Linked DNA regions of Homo sapiens: region 1 is linked to region 2. Evidence: chromatin loops called from intact Hi-C (ENCODE). Cell type or tissue: GM12878. All regions are shown on one strand. Each heading gives the region's core, and the rest is flanking DNA. Links, peaks and the distances in the headings are about the cores only.

Region 1 (8,000 bases), core at 1-8,000, 82 kb after region 2:
AGTAAAAAAAAAAAAAAAAAAAAAAAAAAAAAAAAAAAATGGCAGTCCTTTTTTTCCCCCAAAACTTTTCTTTCCTTTGCTCTCAAGACTTTTTTCTCACTTTCTGTGTAAAGGACAAAATTTACTCAAATTAATGAGAAAACTGAATGCAGGCAGAGTTCTTTATAAAGAAGGAACCTCAGAAACCCACTGTTCTCTACTATTTTTTATATTTCAAAACAGTATAAGGTGCAAAATAGTTTTAGTTTTCATACTTACTATAAACCCACATTAATACCTTACAACATGATAAAGAATACAGCTACACAAAAATTACATATAATACAAAACATTAACCCCTTCTCTTTTTAAGCAGTAGGAAAAACTGCATTAACATTTTTGGCTTTTCTTTTCTACACCTACATGCCCAAGTCTGTTACATATCCAAGAATAAAATACTGGCCATACAATTTTAGGTAATAAAATATAAAAAAGTTCTTTGGTCTCTTCCTAGAGTTTGTTCAGTTTTATTAAAAGATCTGAAATACCCTTAAATATATGCAATCAACTCGAAAACTAAAAAAAAAAAAACTGGAAAAAAGGGAAAGAAAGCTTTCTGTTTAAGAGCAGGACCACTTAGGGTTTGTCACTCTCTCATAAAACCTGAAATGGGATGTTAAAAATGAATCAATGTGAACTTATTATTAGTATTTCAAAATATTATTTTGTTCTATCATTTTAAAATAAATCTATAAAATGAGATTAAATAGTTTAAATTTAACCTGTTCATGACAAGAAGTATATTAAACTTCTATAACTTAAGTGAAGACATATATTTCACTTAAGAGTCTAGAAATGTTAATGAAAGTGCTAGTTTTTATTTTAAGGCATTGACAAGCAGACATTTCCCAATATACACTAAAATAATACATTTATATAATCTTGAGACAATGTAATTACATACCACGATTTTCTTATTGAAGAAAACTGAAGTCATCACAAAATAATAATGTTGCCAATGACTTCTAATAACTACTAGAGAATAATTTTAAAAACTAGAGGTGGGTAAAAATAAAATACATACAAGTCTAGGGTCTTATGATTTGGAGGACTAAGCCAACATATCATCTCTTTATTTATATATTTTTCCAGAACATAAAAGTCACCTTTGACCTATATTAGGCACAGACTATCAATTTTTCCAGGCTCTCTACCATACCAGCTATGCCATCTACCATAAGCCTGGAAATACCACTATCAAAGCTCCCCCTACCCCCCTCCCAATGTAGAACAAAGAGAAATGTAATACAGTAACCTGTGCTTTCCAAAGAATAAAATCTAAACTCATTTTGAGTTAGTCTGGTTCAGGGTCCTACATAATTAATTTTACTGAACTTATACACGTGCACACACACACACACACACACACACACACCCCACACACATACCCACATACCATGTTCAGACTGTTTTACTTAAAATCAGACACAAAAGAAAATTATTTTCACATTTGAAAGACAGCTGGCAAGAAAATTATATAGAGATTAAATAATTTCACTCATCCATCTAAATCTACTTCTTACATTATCCAAAGCTCTGCTTATATGGGCAGCTTGAACATACACTTTTTAATGAGTTTAAAGATATTTTGACTTGCTTATCTTTTTTGAAAGCTTACCCAAAAGTTCACAACCAAACACTGGCCCAGTCCAAAGAGCCCTTACTAAAGCAATCAGTGAATGAAAAAGTGCTTTTATTAGTTCTTAGTATCCTAGTTGTAGCCATAGGCTACTTTAAAACATTTCCAAGTGATGAAAAGGGAAGAGACAACCATATCTAATTTTAAGCCCATTTTAGTAAAATGTAATTGAATATTCTCTATAACTTAAAACATTAACATTAAAAATGCTCCCCTCTCCCCCCCTTCACTAAGCCCATATATGCATTTTTTCATAAGACACCTGAGGGTAAAATTATTTGTGAAAGATTTAGAAGGAAAACACTGAGTTTCTGACATAAACCAACACTGTTATTCATTAGTGTACCTTTTAATAATATTTATCAAGTATCTTACAAAGATAGCTCCTATTGAAACTTTCCGAGTTTACTCTTTTTTTTTTAGAATATATAAAATCCTCTGGCTTATAGATTTTTTTGTAGAAACACAGTAAATTATTAACATTAGGTAATTAATTTAAAGAATAGAACTCTTGTTTAGCAAAACAAAAAAGTATTATTTTAAAACACCTAGTCATGTGCTTGCTATAAATCAACCAGAAGTACAGTGCATTCTTTGGAAAATGTATAAATGCATTCTTTTAAAAAATAGTGATTTATTTCATGAATCCACACAAGGTCAAAATTCTAGTTTGATTGGAAACAGATGGTATCCCAGAGAAGTCAGGCTCTGGACCTGAAACTCTAAACAGGAAATACGGCCCTTACTAGCTGACTGCTTCCCTAATCATTACCAGAGCTTCATACTTGTTATTTTTATGAATATCCTAGATGACTTTCATCTTTTCCTTCCATCTACAAAGCATCAAATAATTCTCAATACATATGTGTGTATATACATATTTTATGTAAGGATTTGTTCACAATATACGAAAACATAAAAACAAATGTACTTTCAAGCTCATTGCTAGTAAAGATATCAGGCTAATAACAACTCAGAAACTCAAGTTTATTTTCTACACTATCTTAAAAATAAAATGAAAGCCAACAACTATTGAGTAGCTATGTAGCAGACAGGACTTTACTGACACTACTTCTAAAGAAATCTACAATCTAGGCTGGGCGCGGTGGCTCATGCCTGTAATTCCAGCATTTTGGGAGGCCGAGGCGGGTGGATCACCTGAGGTCAGGAGTTCGAGACCAGCCTGGCCAACATGATAAAACCGCGTCTCTACTAAAAATACAAAAATTAGCTGGGCATGGTGGCGGGTGCCTGTAATCCCAGCTACTCGGGAGGCTGAGGCGGGAGAATCGCTTGAACCCGGGAGGCGAAGGTTGCAGTGAGCCGAGATCGAGCCACTGCACTCCATCCTGGGTGACAGGGCAAGACTCCGTCCCCCCGCAAAAAAAAAAAAAAAAAAGAAATCTACAATCTAATACATTGCATAAAAGGATAAAACAAAACCTCACAGATTTTAGTAAAAAGCGAGTAATGTATACTGCTTTCCTTTAAACAAGTGAGTTAGAAGCTATACAAAGAAAAAGGCTTACCGTTTTCCCATTGTAGTAATACATCAAAGAATTGCTGCCCATTCCAGGGACAGGATAAGCACAATACATGTTGATTTTGAAAATGTTACTATTTGTAGCTAATGCACACAGCCTCTCTCCAAGACATATATCCACACAGGCAAAGGGAGTAAGTCTTCAGTACTATGCATTCACACATGGATCTACTCAAAAGGAACTTATGCAAAATAGGACTGAACCAACTCACAGAGCACAGAGGGAGGGTTTATGCTGTAAGTAACCTCTTTCAATTTCCATCAAGTCCTTGCATTGGTGGAGGATACCAATAAGACAAAATTTGAGGTATTAAAAAAATGCAAGTCACTTTTAAGCGCTAAATAAATATGCCCTGAATAAAAATAACCCAAGAAATTATTAGATTTGTCTCATATATACATATATACACACACAAAAGGAAGGCATACTGACAGATTTTCTGCTAATCTGTTTTTAGTTTTAATTAAATTAGAGCACTTGTGGCAGAGAAACCTAGCTTGCTACACCTCCAGCGTTACCATCTGCCATGGTCTAAAGTTGCTTCAACTTTGATAAACACATGATCAAGTAATCAGGAATTGGAAACACTGAATCATGTGTAACAAGAAGGATCTAGACAGTTAAATCTTGTACAAAATCACTTCCTGGAGAAAGCAGACCATCATGCAAATACCTCTTAACTAGCTAGAACAAACCATACTTTAAGCTACAAAAATTATGTTGAGGAAAACTGAAAGGAACACATTTTATTAAAAAGCTTAGTCCAAAAATCAGATAGATTATCTTGAAACTAAATTACCTGTTTTTAAAATGGAAACACTTAATAATACAGATTTTCAGTTATAAAGCTCCTTGAATTCTTCATACACAACACCAATCAAAAGTTTATAATGTCCTGCAATAGGACTGTTCTTAAAAAAAATTCACACATCTTTCATATAAAGTATGAGAGAATAAACTAAACAGTTTCCTATAAGTCTTTCCTCTAAGTTTATTATTGTTCTTAATACTTTGTATATTCATATTTTTATGCTAATGCTCACATTTCTCAGAAAGGAAAAATAAGAAGTGTGGGAATAAATGTCTTACAGACATTTCTAACTCATACTTCGAAGTCAAAAGGTTTTAAAAGTTGTCTACAAAAACATGTGTCTCTTACACAGACACGTTTTGCTATTTAAATGTTTTCCAATCAATCGTTTGCTGTAATTACAACCTGGAAAAACAGAATAGCAACTTTCCCTTTTTGTGTCATTTCCCTTCATCAAAACTTCTTTGTACTATCCTTCCCTCTATGCCTTGTAGGTTCTAACGGGATTGTATTAATCAGAGGAGAGCTCACAAGCTGCAAAAGGGGGCACATCACTTTTTTTAAAGGTACCTTTCATGAAGCAGAAATCCTCTGTGAAATATTCTAGGAATATACTATAAGGGACCCCCTATCCCCCCAACCTCATTTTTACTAACATATTGATCAAATTATAGTAACGAAACTAAATCAGACAATAAGGGCAACTAACTTCACAATGTTTTAAAAGCTGATAGTATTGGAACAACAATAAAACCTCCCCACACTCTCCAGATATAGAAAAGGCTAAGCAGCAGCTGCAAAAGAACATCGCTGTACAGCAGACTATTAAAATGCCAGTCTGCGGAGTGGTTTGTAACTTCCTCCCTCCTGAGAGACCACAAAGACCCATTTCAATCCTTGGAGAACTGTGTAAAAAGCTTTGATTCACAATTAACAATAGCATGCCTTAAAACCATTCAAGTAAATTTTAGTCTTCCATACACAGTCTTTCTCTACTGACAGATCGGCTACTCTCAAAACAAAAAAAAAGGAAAATCAAACAAAATCGAATCAAAATTTTCTTTTTCTATTAATTATTAAAAATAACACTTACTTTTCAATAGAAATTGAGGAGGAATAGGGAGAAGAGGGGAGCCACAAAGCACTGACAATACTTCAACATTTTTATAATCATCGCTTCAATCTGAGAAAACTTTCTTATATTGGTTAAAAAACATCCACCTATGACAGTTAAGCCCATTTCCCTGATGCCGGGCAGAAAACAGAGAGGGTACTTACTATGTTGTTTGATAAAACAAACATCATAATGTAAACCCAACTAAGCAACCTTGGTTATTAAAGCACAATGAAAATTTTAATATTTTAACACCAGTTCTTTATTTTAGAGGCAATTATATGATAATCTGAAGAGAATAAACATACATTCAGATAAAAAAGAAATTCACTGTAAAAGCCAAATAGTATAATCAAATTTCTTTAATGGAAAAAAACACAGTTACTTTTGCACAAACCTAATCAGTTTATTAAACACCTAAGTAAGATTTAGTGTTAAACATGAAACCTGAATGTGAAACATAATTTGTAAAGAGAGTTGAGTAACTAATTAAAAGCTTTTGCTTCTACTTTTCATTGTTCTCCTAAAAAACATAAATATAAAACTCGTACATGTGTAGGTAAGACCTCCCCTGCCAATACAAACCGTAGTCACTTGGTATACACTACTGCCTAAATTGAGCATAGATATAAAAACTTAAAAAAACAACAACAACAAAACTCTATGCCTGTATCTATAATTATATGATATTAAAATCTCATTCTTCAAAAACAGTAAATCATCAACAAAACTGGTGGTAATCTACATAAAATGCCCCTATATTCTACTTGTATGCTATGGAAAAGTCTTTTAAGTTTGTCGCTCCAAAACAGCATTTTTCTTGAAGTCTGCCTTACCCCCCAAAAAACTAAAACTGTTTGATGTAGATGGTCATTGCTTGATTGCCATTATAAATTATCTTGTATAATAAAATCTTTTTTTCTCTGCTCCCAATTTTTTAAAAATTAATTTAATCTATGCAACAGCTGTAGCACAATTTCTTGTCCTAAGGAGAATCATATTACAGGAAAAAAATGCATATAGATGGATCAAGTGCTGCTTTAGTAAATGCAGTTGTTTAATCTTTGCTTTTTTTTTTTTTTTTTTTAAAGGAACATGTCAAGGGTTAATCCTATGACTCAGTCTGACAAAACGAGTCAGCTGGAGACAGGGCCAATTTTTAAACCTGATTTCAGACAGGCTGCCTGCACAGTAGTTCTGAACTGTCATGCACTTTTTATCCAGAATTGTTTCCACCCACAACGCTACATAATCACTTATGTGTTACTCTAAGATTATGTGATCTGACTCAATATTCATGTCACCTAGTTCAACAATATAAAAAAATCACCAAGTTTTACAGCAAGATAGGAATCATTGTACACACTAGCAAAATGACTAGTGAAAATGCCAGAGGACCCTGACAAAATACGTAACTTGGAGCCATATACCTTTTATTAGCAAACTGATGATTCCTGGTTTAAAGATTATTGCATTTCACCAATTTTCAAATATGGCTTTTCCTCCCAAATGTTATCAGGATGTTATGTTTGCTGCTATTCCAGTAGTCATTAAGCACAGACCTAAACTAGGCAAGAAAAAGCCATAACGTGCTTTGCCTAAACAAGTTACTTCTTTACTGACGATATAGGAAAAGATGTTTTCAAAAAGTCTACCAAGTAAGAGCTCTCTGGAAACTTCAGTTTAAATTCCAGGCTTCCAGGCAAAATTTCCCTCTTCCATCTTACTTTTCTGTTGATTGGGAAACAGATCTTCCTTGGAGAGCTATATAAAATTTCTTAGAGTTATCCACGCAGTATTTTTATCTACTTTATTAGCTCATTTTTATCCTGATATTTGGATCACTACAACAGTTATAGCTATTTTTAAATGATCCGTAAGCAAGAATGTTTCTAAAGGTAACACAAAATTCTAAATAGTTTTGGAAAGAAAATTTTTAATTGAAGTGAATTATGTATCTTGAATTAGTTAACATAGGCCAGTTAGTGGTTAATCTTACTGTATATTCTTCTAAAACAAACAGGCAACATTCCACTGTCCCAAAAGCCAGAAGATCTGGCTGGAAAAGTAAACCTAAAACCCACTCATAATATTCCTCACGAAAAGTTTCAACATTATTTCTAAGTGAATCAAATCTTGGAAAACAGACTTTCAGAGTAATAAATGAAGCCAAACTTAAAAGCTGACACATGAATAACTCCACGAATGAACACTATATTTTCCTAAAGGATGAACTCGGTAAGTAATAAATTATTGGCTGCAAGGGAGGTAGGGGTGAGGATAGATTTAAGAGGATAGTGAGAGAATCTGCAACTGAACAAATTCAAAGCAAAAGAACCTTCCCCAATGCCTCTTCTTCCTCATCTACCTTGTAAAGAGATGACATGTGAGTGAATGCTGTCTCTCAAATGTGCAGTATTTTAGTTAGCCTTGCTAATTAAGTCAGACATCAAAATTCCAGGTTTTATATCTGAACATTATATTGCAGACTTCTCTGGTAGTATATGCTACTTTGTAAATATGTTCAGAAAGTTGTTATTCTGGTTTTTCTAATATCCTCACATTTTAGAAAATTTACTTCTGCAAGAAAGAAATCAAGAATATAAAACTCCAGTGAAATAATGCATCATTTTCAAACCAATCCACTAGCATTCAATGCATATTATTTAAAGTTAATAGTGTTATTGATCTAAAATCAATAGTGCATCTTTTAATTCAACAATCACTCCCATCTTGCTGATAACCCAGTCTATCAGTAAAAAGCCTTCTAATTACTATCTTTCCACTGTATGAAAATCTTAAAAATCAAAGACTTGATTTTTGTGATCTTTACTCAAGTGGCACTCCATGAAA
Region 2 (11,861 bases), core at 1-8,000:
TAAAGAGTTTTTTAGAGGAGAAACAGCTCTTCCTTACAGAAGGATCCCAAGTAATAAATGTGAATGCTCCCTCTCCAGAAGGTGGCACTTAATTCCCCTGTCCTGGAGTTTGACCTCGCTTAGTGACTGGCTTCTGATGAATAAAATGGGGAAAAGGAAAAATAGTAACTCCACAGTGGAGACAGCTGGCAGGCACCACCTGAACCAAGAGATCAAGGTTAACATCAGCAGCGATAAGTCCCATTGGTACCATGTACCTCTCGAATAATGTGATGAGAAGGACATTTCACCTCTGTGTGGCACCCAGAAGCATAACCCCAGTCTCATGGCAAAACACCAGACACACCCAAATTGAGGGACATTCTACAGAATCCCTCCCTGTACTCTAATGTCAGAAGTCAGGCTGGGCGTGGTGGCCTGCGCCTGTAATCCTAGCACTTTGGGAGGCCGAGGCAGGCAGATCACCTGAAGTCAGGAGTTTGAGACCAGCCTGGCTAACATGGTGAAACCCCATCTCTACTAAAAATACAAATTAGCCAGGCGTGGTGGTGTGCGCCTGTAATCCCAGCTGCTTGGGAGGCTGAGGCAGGAGAATCATTTGAACCCGGGAGGTGGAGATTGTAGTGAGCCAGGATGGGGCCACTGCACTCCAGCCTAGGCAACAGAGTGAGACTCAGTCTCACACAATAAATAAATAAATAAATGTCAAAAGTCATGAGAAAATGAGGAAAGATTGAGAAATGATCACAGACTGGACACATCCAAAAATGCAACCTGGTATCCTGCATTGGATCCCGGAAATTGGAAAGGACGAGAGTGTAAAGAACGGTGAAATCTAAAAAAAGTCTGTAGGTTAGTTAACAGTAACATACCAATGTAAATTTCTTAGTTTTAATGAGTGAATCATACTCACCTTCAGAGGGGAACTTGCCTCCTCTAGACCCCAGTGTTGGCAGGAAGGGCACAGAGCTCCCTGGGACAGCACCCCTTTTTCCAGGGAATCAACCAGCCATGGTTTTTGCTGAGCACCCCTACAGTCTCTCTGGGCAAGGTGTAGTGATACATACTAGGCAGGAGATGGGAAGAATTTGGCGTCGAAAGATTCTCCCATCTCATCTACAGCCTTTTTCGTCACTATTGAAAATGATTTTAAACTTCGAAAAATAAATCTAATTTATTTAGTTAGTATAAATAATCTAATGTATTTAGTTAGTCCAAATAATGAAATCCTTATTCAATGATTGAGGAAACTTTATGGCCCCAATCCACATCCACCTCTACCAACTAAAAAGTGTGGTTTCTGCTTCTCAGTAGCAATGAGGTCTAAGCCAGCATTTCATCCGAGCTTAGGTTCCTAACCTGCGTTTGGCGTGGGAAGAATTCAGTGGCAGGTTAGAATGCCAGGAGACGGGAGAGCCACAGGCAGGGGTAGAGAGGGGACAGTCAGGACTGGGACACCGCAGCAAGTTCCCTGAGAAGGGAATGAACCTTCCTCCTCATTGCTCCAGAAAGGAACATGGAGGAGCCTGGAAAGGTGGGACTTCTGGCTCCGGGGTAAGCGGGATCAGATATTAGACAATCTTACTTTGATTGGATTATTTTCCCATTCCTAAACCAATCGCTGCAGCTGTGGGGATGAGGCACTGCATAGCTTAGATGTGGAGGGTGTATTCTGGGGCCAAGGAGCAGGATCAGAACACACAAACCATGAAGACAGAGGTGGGTCCTGGAGGGATTGCTGCCAGAAGTTGGGTGGATAGATACGGGGCAGGCACAAAGCAACCACAGGAGACAAACTGCCAAGATGAACCTGTCTCGTTGGGTCCAAATACCTGCTCTTCCTGGATCCATGCATGCACCAACGCTAGGACAATCAGAGGGACAATTCGTTGTGCAATGTAAACAGACAAAGAGTCTTTTCGCATAGTGACACCCAGAGGATGTGCTTACAGGAGGCTCAGCTTGGTTGTGTACAGGGTCTCATTGTCTTTCAGATGCTCCCTCTGCAGGATCTGAGGGCCCCTTCCCTGTGCCCATCCAGAATAATTGGCAAATCCCTGGTCTGGCAAGAAAAGGTAGGACTCAGCAGAGGAAAAGGAGTTGGAGAAAAGAGGGTGCCATGAAGGAGGGGTGGGGGATGAGGCAGCCATCCATGGAAGCAGCCCTGCAAGCTACGTGCCAAGGACACCAGGCATTGTGGAACAGGGTATAGGGCCGACTCAACACACTCACCACCGCCCTGCCCCAGGCAACCTGTATGGGCCGAAAGAGATGACTTAAACTAGGAGTAAAGTACCAAACTGTACATTCTTTTTACAGCCAGCCCTCTGTATTCATGGATCATAATATTCAGATAAAAAAATGAATGATAGCATTTGTACTGAAGTTGTACAGCCTTTTTTTCTTGTCATTATTCCCTAAGCAATACAGCGTAGCAACTACTTACATAGCATTTACATTGCATTAGGTATTATAAGTAATCTAGTGATGATTTAAAGTATATGGGAAGATGTGTGTAGGTTATGTGCAAATACCATACCATTTTATATCAAGGACTTGAGCATCCATGGGTTTTGGTGTTCACAGGGCTGGGGGTGGCAGTGTCTGGGATCAATCTGCCATGAATAGCAAGGGACAGCTGTACTCCGTGTGTGCTTGGCTGGCTAACACAGGAATATAATTTAGCAAAGAACTCTCTTCTCCACCAGAGAAGACTCACACCCATGAAGAATGAAGATTGAAGATTTGAAGATTTTTCTTGTAGTATAGTAACTTTGTGTTAACCTATTTCCCATCTCCCATTACACTGTGATTTCCTTGGGGTAGCCTGTTATCAGCCAATGCCATGTGGGGCAGAAGAACTGCCCATCTGAGCCCTGCCTGAATTCCTGAACCATAAAATCATATTAAAAATGATTTGTAATTGAATAATTGATTGAATGAGGGAATGGACATTAAACTGAGGATTACCTGGAAAATCTGATTTATTATCTGATTTCTACCAATGGGACCCAGGGTCAATGGCTGGAGGAAGCTTTTAACATCCTACCAATTCAAAGGGACTCCTGTCTTGGTGAGAGCCTCCAAATGGGTTGATTGAGAATTCAGTGCAACTTAGCAAGTATAAGAATCCACGTACAGTGGAGGGGTCCCTGCTCTAAAACTCCCACCACATTGGGCCCGCAGTCCCCCAGACCAATATTTGTGATTGCAAAACCACTGCTCCTATTATTAGCATGACTGGCTCTGTCACCACAGTCAGGTCCTCCCTGACTTGGGCCCTCTCTGGGTTAACTTCTCCCTCCTTAGGTCCCAGCATCCTGTGTCCTCACCCTGGAGAGCATATGCTACAATACCTTAAAATTTCTCACCACCTTCTTGGCCTCTACTGCTGGTCTGAGTGGTGGCCATCTTCAGATCTCCTTTGGCACCCAGTACCCCACATGTTTTAGGGATGAGGGAGAAGAAGCAGGGGGTGCCAGAGCTCAGCTTCAGCTCTTCCTGGCAGGGAACTGGAGCTCGAGACTGAAATGTATTTTGTTACTTTATTTATTCAGAGATGGAGTCTCGCTCTCTCACCCAGGCTGGAGTGCAATGGCGCAATCTTGGCTCACTGCAACCTCTGCCTCTGAGGCTCAAGCGATTCTCCTCCCTCACCCTCCTGAGTAGGTGGGATTACAGGGGCCTGCCACCATGCCCAGCTACAATTTTTTTTTTTGTTTTATTTTCTAGGGGAGATGGGGTTTCACCACGTTGGCCAGGCTGGTTTCAAACTCGTGACCTCAAGTAATCCGCCTGCCTTAGCCGCCCAAAGTGCTGGGATTGCAGGCATGAGCAGCCGAGTCTGGCCTATTTTGTTACTTTAACTTATTATGAAAGTTTCCTAATGCACATGAAAGTAGGTGAGAATCAAAATTAAACTTTCATGTATCTTCGTCTAGTTTCACTAATTATCAACATTCTGACATTCTCACTTTGTCTACCATGTACTTTTGGCTAGAATATTTAAAAAATAAATGACCAGTATCATATGACTTACCCGTAAACACTTCAAAATATGAGCTTGAGATGTAGAATCACTGATTTTGGGGTTAAATGAACCTCAAAAGTCCTCCTGTGTTCAAATGGGCCTGGGCTTGGAAGCTCTGCAGTGGGTGCCCGGCTCTTGGAGACCCCGGCCACAGCGGGAGGGGGATACAACGTGGATGCTGGAATCAGCTCTCTGCCTGGATCCTGGGAAAACGCCCCCTGGAGTGATTGGCTTAGTTCTTCTTGGGCCCATCACAGTTCATCCAAGTAATCCACTTGCTTCCTGTTCTCCAACTCCTCTGTCACGTGCAGCCATTTCATCTTCACACCACACCCTTGTGATTTAGGGAGTATCATCTCCATCACGCCTGTAATCCCAGCACTTTGGAAGGCCAAGGAGGGCAGATCACGAGGTCAGGAGTTTGAGACCAGCCTGACCAACATGGTGAAACCTCGTCCCTACTAAAAATACAAAAATTAGCTGGGAGTGGTGGCGGGCGCCTGTAATCCCAGCTACTCAGGAGGCTGAGGCAGGAGAATTGCTTGAACCCAGGAGGCGGAGGTTGCAATGAGCCGAGATCACGCCACTGCACTCCAGCCTGGGTGACAGAGCGAGACTCTGTCTCAAAAAAAAAAAAAAAAATTTCCCCCACCCCTTATTATTTGCATATTACAAGCAAACCAGTTTATGCTCGGAGAGGCTAAGTGACTTGCCCAGGGTTACCCAGGTAGTGGAGGGAGAAGCAGAATTCCCACCCAGCTCTGCTGAACTCCGATGCCCTAGCTTGCCTGGTGGCACCCACAACCGGCCCTCAGTGTCCACTTCTGAGTTTAGCCTGGGCAAGAGACTGGTCCATAAACGACTTCCTGCCCAGTGGTAAACAGTGGAAGGCAGGCTCCTGTGTTTCTCGTGGTTGGTGGTAATCGCTGCTTTTGCAAAGTGGCTTTTGGGGAGGAGAGGTTTTAGGAAGTGTGTTAAATGAGGGGGGAAGTGTTACTTGGGGGTTTCCCAGCACTCAACACGCACACTGCAGGGGCTGCCCTCCCCCGCAGCACACTGGGAGAGCCTGTCCTCCAGCGCTGCCCACGCCCGGCCGTGGGTCTCATTCCCCACTGGATCTCCTGTCTTTGATGTCAAATATACCCAATTCATCTCTTTCATATCACTACAAAGGAGCCTCCTAATTACTCTGTTTAGACAGCCTCTTCTCCAAATATTAAACATTTGGTCTTCCCAGGCCCCCCAAGCATTTAATATCATCAAGGTTGTTGCGAAATCCACTTTTCCCCCAACTGGTGGGCAGATTCCTTTCTCTCTCCATTCCCAGCCTCCCTGGGCAGATCTGGACAAGTCACCCCACATATTCTTTTCCCAAGCAGGCTGCCCTTGGGACACAGCCCTTTTCTTCTGGTGAGAGGGTCGGAGCAGTGGGGTGGACCTTGAGCGTTTTCTTGAATCTCAGCCCTGTTGGGAAGCCCTGGAGAAGCCTTGGGGAGACCCAAGGACTCAGGGGTGACCTGTCATGCCTGACGCAGGTATGTGGGGCATCTCCACCTTTGGTGGTGGCAGGCCCAGCACCAAGTCCAGAACGTTTGCTGGCTGGTGGGGAAACAGAGACTTCCTGGTTCCAGATCAGAAACTGCCTTGAGTAGCTGCATCTCTCCAGACACCAGATGCTCGGTACCTGAGGCTCCCATAGCCTCTCCTCCTTCAAAAGAAAGAAAGAAAAAAAAAAGCACTCTAATCCTGGAACCCGTCCCCATCCCGAACCTCCACGGCCTTGCCACCGCTTCCTTAGGTAGAGAAGTCGGCTCACATTTCTTCCTACTCAACAGCTGCTAGTGTTCGCCCTTCTAATGCCTCCCTCCTGGTCCCATGGGCCTTTGCCAGCTGATGTCATGGCACAGTGCTATGTCATAGGTCTGTGCTATGCTCCCTGTTCTGCTCTCTCTTCATGGTGTGGCTGGTCCCCAGAAGGACTCTGTGGCTTGGGACTGCTCCCCAGACATCCCTCCTGTCTCCTCATGGGCCTTGTTGCTCTGGCTGAGCAGAAAACAGCCTCCCCATTCCCCCGGCCCCACACCAACGCGGGGGTCAAGGAAGGTTTCCAAAGGGACATTTGAGCAGAATCTTTTCCTTCTCTCCTTCCCTTTCTCCTTTCCCTGCCTTCCCATCTCCCTTCCTTCTTTCTTTCAACTTTTTATTACGAAAAACTTCATTTTCAAAAGTAAAGTGTATAATGAACCCCCATTTACCTATCTCACCCAGCATCAATGCTGATAGACCGGGCCAATCTTGTTTCCTCAAAACCCCCTAACCCCACTACCCACCCTCCAACAATGGATGGTATTGAAGCGGATTCCAGACAGCGATTGTATCATTCTCTCTGTAAACACTTCAGTGTGTATCTCTAACAGACAAGGACTTTTAGAGAAACATAACCACAGTATCACATCTAAAAATATAAACAGTAGTCCAGTCAGTGTTCGAATTGTTTCATAACTGCACTTTTTAAAGTGGCTTGTTTGGATCAGGATGCTGAGCAGACAGACTTGAAGGGATTGAAGGGTGACACATTTTGGTGTGGGTGTGGGCTGGTGGTGGTGATGGGGAAGCACATTCTCACAATTCTTGGACACTTGATTGGCCTACTGCAGACAGCAGGGATTCCCTTTTTTTTTTTTTTTTTAGACGGAGTCTTGCTCTGTTGCCCAGGCTGGAGTGCAGCGGCATGATCTCAGCTCACTGCAACCTCCGCCTCCTGGGTTCAAGCGATTCTCCTGCCTCAGCCTCCTGAGTAGCTGGGATTACAGGCAGGCACCACCATGCCTGGCTAATTTTTGTATTTTTAGTAGAGACAGGGTTTCATCATGTTGATCAGGCTGGTCTCGAACTCCTGACCTTGTGATCCGCCTGCCTTGGGCTCCCGAAGTGCTGGGATTACAGGCGTGAGCCACTGGCCAGGACTCCCAATTTTTATTAACCTCTACTGAACTCATTTTCACAAATCATTGCTCAGTTGTTTCCCTGGCCAATTGAGACTCAGGGGTATGTCACTTCCTCCAGGCAGCCTTCCCTGCATCCTGGCCCCCAGTCAGCCCGGGCAGGTGTTCTTGTTCTATAACTGAGTTCACTGTCTTTCCCAGGTGACACTGTTTGTAGCTCCCTATAATAAGTCTTCCTCAGGGGCAGCATGTGCGAGACACAGTCGGGTCTATTAGACATGTGCTACTGAATAAAGAGGAGGTCAGCCCTCATCCATTTCTGATTTGCTGCCCTGTGGGTTTGCTTTCTTTAGGTGGGTTAGGAAGTGCCTCCTATGTGCCATGCATCTCTGAATTCTTCAGTTAATTCTCACAACCGTCATGTAAGCTGATACGATCATTAATTATCCCCATTTCACTGAAGAGAAACCGAAGCTCAGCATGGGTAAGTTGATTGGCCAAACCTCACAGTTGCCACATTGAAGGTCCCTCCTATCTCCTATTGCCCTACCCACCACCAGGGAAGAGCCATTTGAGCTGCTGGTCCTGGCTGGAACATTCTAGAAAATGCCCACAACAGAACATGATGGCTCCTGCCTCTCAGCTGCAGGAAGTGGTTCCTTTCACTATTTCTGCTCAAGTCTCAGGGCCACTACACCCTCCCCATCCAACCTTTCTTCCCCAGCCTATTGGAGCTGAACTCTCCCCTGCTTGCATCCTCAGCCTCTGGTGGCTAAGCAAGCCTAGAGCAGGTACTTCAAAGCCTCCTGCTTAATTGTGCCTTCCCTGCCCATCATTAGGCAGAGAGTAAAGCAAACAAATTAAATGCACATTTTCTTCTGAAACCCTTGCAGGATGGCACTGGCACCGTCCTCGGTGTTGTTTGTGCTGACGGGCTGGCTGCCCAGCTTTGGAATGGGCAGGAAGCACTCTGGTGCTGGGACATGCTTACCTGTTTCTTCCTCCTCCACCCCTGGACAGAAGGTCGGTGGTTCCTGGAGAAGAATAGTTCCTTTGTGTTTTCTTTCCTTTCTTCCTGTGCCTAATTAGGAATTATGCTTGGGAATCAAGCTAATTAATCTCTGCCAGTTCAGGGTGAGATCAAGCTGCTCGCACTATCAGTGTTGATCAATAACTCACTGCTGAAAGAATTTGAAAAACAACCCCGCTCCTTTCAGCACAGGCTTTAATGAGGAAGAGGTGGGATGGCCCCAGGGGGAGACCTGGAGCAGGTAGGCAGAGGATCGTCTGGTGAAGCTACTACCCATTGCCTTCTGCATGTGAGAGGGCCCCCCGCAGGCAGGGCTTTCTAACGCCCAGGCCCAAGCCAGGGGTGGGAGCTTCATTATTGTGCTGCCTTGTTGTGTAACCCAACTTGTCTTGAACTGCTGAGGTTGGTCACTGGGAATACTCATAAGATGGTGGAAAACATGGCCAATGGCTGGGTTGTATTTCAGGACAAGGTGACCCCTCTGGCTTACTGATCAGAGGCCAGCCAGAAGCCTGCTCCCAACACTAGGCTGCCACCTCAGCCCAGCGACGACCAAATATCCAGGAGAAAAGATGCAATCTTGCAGGAAATAGAGCTGCAGAAGGCCCGGAGAATGAGAGAAAGCAAAAAAGCCCATAGGGCTGCAAGGGACAGGGGAAGGAAGGACCTCACCCTGGGAGTAGGAAAAAGGTGGTCTGGTTAGAGTTTGTACAAAATTTGTGCTGTGTCTTGGGGTCCTCATGGCCTAGGCAGGTATCTTAGTGTGTATTCTGATGCTATGACAGAATACCTGAGACTGAGTAATTAAAAAAGAATAACAGAAATTTATTTCTTATAATTCTAGAGGCTGGAAAGTGCAAGACGGAGGGGCTGGCATCTGTTGAGGGCCCTTGTGCTACATCATCCGTGGTGGAAGGCGGCAGGGCAAAACAGCCTGGGAGGAGAGCCCTCATGACCTCTTATTAGGCAACCCCCCTCAACACTGTTGCATGGGGGATTACGTTTCCAACATATTCGAACTGTGGCAGAAGGTTAGATCTTCAGAGATATAGAGATGGCCCTTGCCTTTAGAGGGAAAGATGCAGTTGTTTTTCTTCCAAGGAGACTATCAAGAAGCCAGAGAACCAAAAACAGTGATAACTGAAAAAGAACTCTAGGACTGAAGGAACTTAGGATGGTTTTTAAAATTTTGGAAGTCCCAGCCTATGTTGTATCAAATAGATTTAAAAGTTTTTTTTTTGTTGTTGTTTTTTATTTTTTGAGACTGAGTCTCACTCTGTAGGCCAGGCTGGAGTGCAGTCTTGCTCTGTGGACCAGGTTCACTGCAACCTCTGCCTCTGGAGTCCAGGTGATTCTCATGTCTCAGCCTCCCAAGTAGCTGGCATTACAGGTGCACGCTGCTATACCCAGCTAATTTTTGTATTTTTTATTAGAGACAGGGTTTCACCAGGTTGGCCACGCTGGTCTCGAACTCCTGACCTCAAGTGATTCTTCTGCCTCAGCCTCCCAAAATGCTGGGGTGCTCGGCCTAAACGTTTTTTTAATTGACAAAAAATGTTGTATGTATTTATTGTGTACAACGTAGTGTTTTGAAATACGTATACATTGTGAATGGCTCAACTGAGCTAATTGACATATGCATTATCTCACATAATTTTTTTTGTGGTGAGAACACAAATACACTAACTATAGTCCCCATGTTGTACAACAGATCTCTTGAACTTATTTCTCCTGTCTCACTGAAATTTTGTGCCCTTTGACCAACATCTCCCCAGCTCCCTCACTGCCCCACCTCTCGCCACCCCCAGGCCCACCATTCTACTCTTTGCGTCTATGCATTCAATTTTTCTTTTTTCCCCCAAGACAGAGTTTCGCTCTGTCTCCCAGGCTGGAGTGCAGTGGTGTGATCTTGGCTCACTGCAACCTCCACCTCCTGGGTTCAAGCAATTCTCATGCCTTAGCCTCTTGAGTAGCTGGGATTACAGGTTTGTGCCACCACGCCTGGATAATTTCTGTATTTTTAGTAGAGATGGGGTTTCACCATGCTGGCCAGGCTGGTCTCAAACTCCTGACCTCGTGATCTGCCTGCCTTGGCCTCCTAAAGTGCTGAGATTACAGACGTGAGCCACCGCGCCTGGCCTCAATTTTTTTTTTTTTTTTTTTTTTTTTTACATTCCAGATATAAATGAGATCATGTAGTATTTGCCTGGGCTATTTCACTTAATATAATGTCCTCTGGGCTCATCCATGTTGTCATATATGACAGCATTTCCTTCTAAGGCTGAACAGTATTTAATTGTGTAAATGCTTTCTTTATCCATTTATTCACTGACGGACACTTAGGTTGATTCTGTATCTTGGCTATTGTGAATAATGCTGTAATGAACAAACACAGGAGTGCAGATTATTTCCTTAACATACTGATTTTATTTCCTTTGGATATATACCCAGTAGTGGGGTTGCTGGAGCATATGGTAGTTCTATTTCTATTTTTCTGAGCACCTCCGTAATGTTTTCTATAATGGCTGTTTTCTATAATGTACAATGTATGATTTTATAATGTTTTCTATAATAGTAATTTACATTCCCACCAACAGTGTGCAAGGGTACCCTCTTCTCCACTTCCTTGCCAACACCTTAACTTTTGTGCATTTTTTTTTTTTTTTTGAGACATGGTTTCACTTTGTCACCCAGGCTGGAGTGCAGTGGTGCAATCACAGCTCACTGCAGCCTCAAACTCCTGGGCTCAAGTGATCTTCCTGCCTCAGCCTCCCAAGTCACTGGGTCTACAGGTGCACGCCACCATACCTGGTTAATTTTTATTTTTTGTGGAGACTCACTCTGTTGCCCAGGATGGTTTCGAACTCCTGGGTTCAAGCGATCCTTCTGCTTAGGCCTCCGAAAGTGTTGGGATTACAGGCATCAGCCACTGTGCCCTGCCATCTTTGATAATAGCCATTCTGCCATGTGTGAGGTAATATCTCATTGAGGTTTTAACTTTCATTTCCCTGATGGTTAATAATGTCGAGCACTTTTTCATATACATGTTGACCATTTGTATGTCTTTTTTTTGAGAAAAGTCTATTCAGGTCCTTTGCCTAGCTTTTAATTGGGTTCTTGGTTTTCTTGCTATTGACTTGTATATTTTGGATATTAAACCCTTATCAGAATGTGTGGCTTGCAAATATTTTTTCCAGGTTGTCTCTTCACTGTTGTTTCCTTTGCTGTGAAGCTTTTTAGTTTGATATAATATTATTTGTCTATTTTTGCTTTTGTTGTCTGTGCTTTTGGGGATCATATTTAAAAAACCATTGCCCAGACCAATGTCATGGAGCTTTTATCTTGTTTTCTTTTCTTTTATTTTCTTTTTTTAAATCTTGTTTTCTTCTAGCAATTTTATATTTTCAGGTCTTAAGTCTTTAATCCACTGTGAATTGATTTTTGTATATGGTATGAGATAAAGGTCTAATTCCATTCTTTCGCATGTAGACAATTTTCCCAACACTATTTATCGAAGAGACTGTCCTTTCCTCATGTGTGTTCTTGATACCATTGTCAAAAATCAATTTTCTGTAAATACACAGACTTCTGGGCACTTTATTCTGTTCCATTGTCTATGTGTCTTCTTTGTTGTCAGTACTGTACTGTTTTGATTACTATAACTTCTTAGTATATTTTGAAGTCAGGTAGTGTGATGCCTCCAGTTTTGTTTTTTGCTCAAGGTTGCTTTGGCTATTTAGGGTCTTTTGTGGTTCTATTCAAATTTCAGGATATTTTCTATTTCTGTGAAAAAAGTCATTGAAATTTTGATATGGGTTGCATTAAGTTTGTAGATCACTTTGGGTAGTATGGACAT

Evidence for each region. Peaks named below come from ENCODE experiments on the same cell type or tissue, not always from the same donor. Only the 100,000 strongest peaks of a DNase experiment are listed, where the experiment ranks them.
Region 1: a loop joins it to region 2, with 2.6 times the contacts of the local background. A loop is called at or near these places in 21 of 110 quality-filtered maps.

Annotation. Positions count from the first base shown.
Region 1 is chr15:57,214,798-57,222,797 of GRCh38, reverse strand. All of the region lies in intron 8 of TCF12 (transcription factor 12), which reads right to left. Among named protein-coding and RNA genes, the nearest start is that of SNORD13D, 60 kb to the left of the region's middle. In GM12878, for the core only: no CTCF peak of the experiment used is centred there; a DNase peak (open chromatin) is centred at 3,387.
Region 2 is chr15:57,293,103-57,304,963 of GRCh38, reverse strand. It overlaps LINC00926 (long intergenic non-protein coding RNA 926), which reads right to left and starts at 4,599. Exons shown (of 3, transcript NR_024433.1): 1 at 4,040-4,599. RefSeq lists enhancers at 5,938-6,057, 6,540-6,589. In GM12878, for the core only: no CTCF peak of the experiment used is centred there; a DNase peak (open chromatin) is centred at 4,863; H3K4me3 peaks cover 5,200 bases; H3K27ac peaks cover 4,320 bases.